Regions from separate parts of the Homo sapiens genome. Here region 1 is linked to region 2. Evidence: chromatin loops called from intact Hi-C (ENCODE). Cell type or tissue: IMR-90. All regions are shown on one strand. Each heading gives the region's core, and the rest is flanking DNA. Links, peaks and the distances in the headings are about the cores only.

What was found. Hi-C counts contacts between places; a loop is a spot of excess contacts. Peaks named below come from ENCODE experiments on the same cell type or tissue, not always from the same donor. Only the 100,000 strongest peaks of a DNase experiment are listed, where the experiment ranks them.
Region 1: it touches region 2 in a loop (3-fold over the local background); 2 of 110 quality-filtered maps call a loop at or near these places.

The regions. Positions count from the first base shown.
Region 1 is chr4:75,973,245-75,976,164 of GRCh38, reverse strand. SDAD1 (SDA1 domain containing 1) reads left to right here. Exons shown (of 22, transcript NM_018115.4): 5 at 170-241; 6 at 321-421; 7 at 2,032-2,089; 8 at 2,774-2,848. Among named protein-coding and RNA genes, the nearest start is that of SDAD1-AS1, 6.1 kb to the left of the region's middle. In IMR-90, for the core only: no CTCF peak of the experiment used is centred there; no DNase peak of the experiment used is centred there.
Region 2 is chr4:75,652,581-75,655,500 of GRCh38, reverse strand. G3BP2 (G3BP stress granule assembly factor 2) reads left to right here. Exons shown (of 12, transcript NM_203505.3): 7 at 255-435; 8 at 1,420-1,518. Among named protein-coding and RNA genes, the nearest start is that of G3BP2, 19 kb to the left of the region's middle. In IMR-90, for the core only: a CTCF peak has its summit at 1,454 (motif pointing left); no DNase peak of the experiment used is centred there.

The DNA of each region.
Region 1 (2,920 bases), core at 90-2,589, 320 kb before region 2:
TGCTTTGTAGTTGCTTTTTTGTTTGTTTGCTTGGTTTGGGTTTCTTTTGGGATAGAATGAAAAATAGGTAAAATTAAGTCATCCTGTACATTCATACTGTTCTCCAAATTTAGCAAGGTTAAAAATGTTGGTTAGGTTTAATGTATATATTTTTGTTTCTTTTCCTCAGACTTTATACACACATATTGTGACTGATATCAAGAATATAAATGCAAAACACAAGAACAATAAAGTGAATGTAGTAAGTACTCTTCTGTCTTCCATGTTTGCAGCATTGTACCATCAGTGCATTAAGTCTTCTTTCTCCTCCTTTTCTGCAGGTATTGCAAAATTTCATGTACACCATGTTAAGAGATAGCAATGCAACCGCAGCCAAGATGTCTTTAGATGTAATGATTGAACTCTACAGAAGGAACATCTGGTAGTGTATATATATTTGTCTCTTGAGAAGTAGACTCTTTTTTCATTTGTAATTAATACAGAGCACATATACAAATACTTTTCTTGAGCTTGAGCTCTTTAATATACTTATGTCATAGATTTAAGTTGGAAGTAAAAATAGAGGCAATTCAAATGACTAATGACATTGGTTATCATTTCTTGAGCAGCTACTGAGGTCGGGCACTTTGACATGACCTCACTTAGAACAACTTGAGAACAGAAGATGTAGCTTATCTGGAATTATCCCCATTTTATAAGTAATGACATGGAAGTTCTTAGAGTTAGTAAAAGTTTAGCTATTAAGAGGCAGAGCTGAAATTCAGACCCAGATCTAACTGACTCCAAAATCTGTGCTCTCTCTTCTGCCGCTCTGAAGATTTTCAAGTCAATTCATCCTATTTATATAAAATATCATGCTTCGTACACTTCAGTTTGTTGATACAGTGTCCCTAACTCATTTCTTTTGCTTTTCTTATTGACTAACATTTTTTTACTATAAAAGTAATATTCATTACAGCAGAAAATTTGGAGAAATTTAAAAAGTGGTTTTAATCAATTACTGTTAGTATTTATGGTATTTCCACCCAGTCTTTTTTGTTTAATGTGAATTTTTAAATATGGTTGAAATTTTTCTGTATTACAGTTTTTATTTTTTTTAATTTTTATTTATTTATTAATTTTTTTTGAGAAAGTCTTGCTCTGTCACCAGGCTGGAGTGCAGTGGCATGATCTTGGCTCACTGCAACCTCTGTCTCCTGGGTTCCAGCGATTCCCCTGCCTCAGCCTCCCGAGTAGCTGGGACTACAGGCATGCACCACCATGCTCGGCTAATTTTTTTTGTATTTTAGTAGAGACGGGGTTTCACCATGTTGGCCAGGATGGTCTCAATCTCCTGACATCGTGATCCACCCGCTTCGGCCTCCCAAAGTGCTGGGATTACAGGCGTGAGCCACTGCGCCCGGCCTATATATTATAGTTTTTAAATTCTCGATTATTTTTGTTTGTTTGTTTTTTTGAGACAAAGTCTTGCTCTGTTGCCCAGGCTGGAGTGCAATGGTGTGATCTTGGCTCACTGCAACCTCCGCCTCCTGGGTTCAAGCAGTTCTCGTGCCTCAGCCTCCCAAGTAGCTGGAATTACAGGCACATGCCCAGCTAATTTTTTGTATTTTGTGTAGAGATGGGGTTTCACTATGTTGATCAGGCTGGACCGGAACTCTTGGCCTCCAGTGATCTGCCTGCCTTGGCCCTCCAAAGTGCTGGGATTACAGGAATGAGCCACTGTCCCCGATCTTCTCAGTTGTTGTTTTTTTTTTTTTTTTTTGCACTTGACTAGCTTCCTACGTCATTAAAAATTCTTTAAATAGTCTGTCTTAATGGCTGCAAATTTTGTCGTAAGTCTGGGCTAAAATCTGATGAAATGTTTTACCTGTGGTTAAGTAATTTAGCAACTCGTATCTTTTTAAAATATTACAACTGGGAATTCTAGTACGTCACAAACATTTGTTATATCATTTATTTTGTGCCATTGTCTGTGCTATGAAATACAGTAGAATGAAAATTTACTTCAAAGCATTCATTGTCTTCCCCCAGGAATGATGCAAAAACTGTCAATGTTATCACAACTGCATGTTTCTCTAAGGTCACCAAGGTGAGCACCTATAGGGCTGTGTGTAAGCTCTGTCTGTGGATGGTCTGCTTCTGCATGCAGTTAGAAGAAAGCATCACTCAGCATAAACTGCATGCCTGCACACCAGGCATGCAGTTAGAAGTAAGCATCACTCAGCATAAACTGCATGCCTGCACACCAGGCATGCAGTGATGTGCAGGCATGCAGTTTATGTTAAGTGATGCTTTCTTTGTTCCTATACTGCTTTCCTGGGTCATCTGAACTTTAAAAGAGTCAATAGAATTATGAGTTTTTAAATTGCTATGTAATAAATGATAGCCTCAGTGGTTTTTTACTGTTTTCTCCTGTGATTCTTGACTTCCGTTGGGCTTCGGCACTGCTAAAAGAAATTTAAGGTCAATGTTTGACTTTTGTCTGTTAGAAGAACTGCAATGTCACTTTTCTTATAGGGGATGTAGAAATTCTCGACAGTCTTGAAGGATAACTATATAGAGCCTAGCAGTTTTTATCTAGTTTTTAAAATTATTTATTAGAGAAATAACATAAAACAACTTTTAATTAAGAAAAAATGAACAAAAATCCCACCACTCTTTGAATTTGTTCTTCAGATCTTAGTTCATGCACATGTATAAAGCATACTCAAAAGGATTTATTCTTTATTTTAAGCTGAATCAAGTAGCTGACTTTTTTCTCATTGGTGTTTAGATATTAGTTGCCGCTTTGACATTCTTTCTTGGGAAAGATGAAGATGAAAAACAGGACAGTGACTCCGAATCTGAGGTTAGTTTAATCATAGCTGCTTCTGAATCTTACCTTTTATTATTGCTCTGAGTACACATTGTAAAGTCTATG
Region 2 (2,920 bases), core at 200-2,699:
AGATAAGGTTTATAGTTAGCACTAAAGTAAACATTCTTAGTAATTCAGTTTTGAAATGGTGGGATTAAAGAACTGCTACTTGAGAGTATTATTCCTTCTGTCTTATAGCTCTTTTTGGAATTTTGCTTTGAATACTTTGTAGATCTAGAACAAGTTATTGGCATATAACTAGTTACACCCATTGGATTAGAGAGAAATTGAATTTTTTCTTACTTGAACTCCTACTAAAAAGTGAACTAAATATTTTATTGTAGTAATGGCATAGAGGAGCCTTTGGAAGAATCCTCTCATGAACCTGAACCTGAGCCAGAATCTGAAACAAAGACTGAAGAGCTGAAACCACAAGTGGAGGAGAAGAACTTAGAAGAACTAGAGGAGAAATCTACTACTCCTCCTCCGGCAGAACCTGTTTCTCTGCCACAAGAACCACCAAAGGTTAGATCAAAGAACTCTTTAGACTTACAACATCACATGTTCAAATTTGGTGCTGTTAATGAAGTATGACCTTTTTCTATTATGTTAAATTGTTTAGTAAATTATTTTATGTATATGAAAGAAGCTGTGGGGTTTGTTTGTTACCTGAGAAAATGTTATTGTTTCCCTGCCCCGCAAAATACCCCTCTAAGAGTGAAACTTATAACTTAAGATGAATCCTTGTCTGTATGCATTGTTTAGTAACTTATATGAAATTATTTGGATCCATGTATAGAGCTGTCAGTTGTTCTTTCATTCTGTATTAAATTCTCTGAGCACAGATGCACCAGGAATCATGCAGTTTCCCAACTTAAACAAGTTGGTCTATAATTAAAAGAAGAGATACCTGTTGTTTGTGGTTTAAATGGGATCAGTTTCCTTTCTACACCAATTAAACTATCTTGGAAAGATGAGTGACATCCTTAGTGTATCATGTAAGCCTACCTGAAACTTCTTTTATCTTTCTTCAAAGTCAAAGGTTAAAGTATATTTGAGTGGTGATAGGAGGAGATTCTTTGTTCAATTTGTGAATGTCAGAGTTTCCAGCTAATACTCTCTTCTTTCCTATCCTTCCCTCTCCCGTTAACACCATCACACACCCTATCTTACCCCCAAAGGGGAAATAAATTGTTTCTATTAGGTTCAGGTTTTTCTAGCATGTTTGTTAGTGGTTTTGTTTGCCACTTGCTCATCTACTTAGAGTACGTAGGAACTTGCTTATGGTTTTACTTAGTAGTCAGACAAAAGTTATAAATAAGCTTGCATAATGAGATTTTGAAAGCTGGCACATAGACTGGCATGTGTGTGTGTGCCTTTCTTTTAGGAGTCTTCCAATATAGAGCAATAGTTTAGAAATGAAAAGAAAATATATATTTGGAAGTTTCCCTATAGGAATGTTGGTGGTTTTCCATGATTAGTAGTCTAGGTTTGTTGCATTTCCTGCAGGCTTTCTCCTGGGCTTCAGTGACCAGTAAAAACCTGCCTCCTAGTGGTACTGTTTCTTCCTCTGGAATTCCACCCCATGTTAAAGCACCAGTCTCACAGGTAACCAATCTGTGAACACATTGGATTGTATCCTTGTTACATTGCCAATTGCTTATTTTTAAAATACTTTTAAAAATGAGTCAATCAGAAATTATGGATTAAATATACAAAAAACTTGTATTATATGTCAGTGCACCCACTTTAAATGTCAAATCTCCATTCATCATCTACATAGGTGGTATTTGGGGTTTGGGTGTGTGAAATACAGATTAAGTTGGTTTTTACCAGTATATAATATTGTCATTTAAAAGGCTTCTTAAAATAACAAAAAGAATGTTCCTTTTTCAAAAGCTTCAAATTCTATTTAGCAAAAATATTTTAGGTAAGAAATTCGGAGAGGCACAAAGTAGTGTGGCGTAATAAAGAATCGTTTTTGTTTTTTTTTTTTTTTTTAAAGCAAAAAAAAAAAAAACCAGGAAACTTTTTAACATACGCTGCCTAAGCTCTCAGTGTGTAAGTGGTTCACACCACTTAATTGAAGCCTGTACCAACTTATGACTGTAGTGTTCACCTTAACTGATCATTCTAGTATTCTGCTTTTTGTCTGTTTGTCATCTTACCCATTTCAGAGCTTTCAAAAATGTGAAAATAAGACACTGCCTACCTAAGAAGTTTGTTAGATTTAGTTTAGAATGAACTAAATTCTAATTAAGTTTATCAGCATATAAAGGGTGTCCAATTTTTTCCCTACATTTTGCATTAAACTTCATTCCACTAGAAAATTTATGTTTGAAATGTTAGTATATAAATGTATCTTTTATATGTTCTAAGCAGTGAAATTTTGAGGTTTTAAAAGTAGTAATTTTTAGTTTTTTGGTGTTGGGACACATAATCAGCTACATAAAAGTAGAATACGCCCGTGATACTTTTTTTTTTTTTTCATTTGGGTATTCAGGCAATGCGTGGTTACCCTTATGTAAGATGGTCACCCAGAGTTCCATCTTAACAAAGGAAATTAGTTTGTGCAGTATTGTTTTGTGCTTTTCTACCCATATGAAGACCCAATAAATAACTTTTGGCCCTTCTTTTGGAATCTTCATTTCCTATCAGATTTGGATTTGGAACCTTTGGATTATTTCATTTCAGAGAGTTTAAACAGTTAAAAGTTAAAATAGCTAGTGCTTATGCCTTTGATATGCGCCAAGCATTGTGTGAAGCACTTTTTGTTCATTTTCAGTGAATCCTCACAACCACCCTGTCAGGGTGGGTACTATTGTTTCTGTTTTAGAGATCAAAAAATTGAGGTCTAGAGTAACTCACAGACATTTATGTACATAGTAGGGTTGGGCTTTGAAGTCATGCAGTGGGACATGAGTCCATATGTGGCTCATGTAAACGTTTATTTTTTTGAGACAGAGTCTCGCTCTGTCGCCCAGGCTGGAGTGCAGTGGTAGTGGCAGTG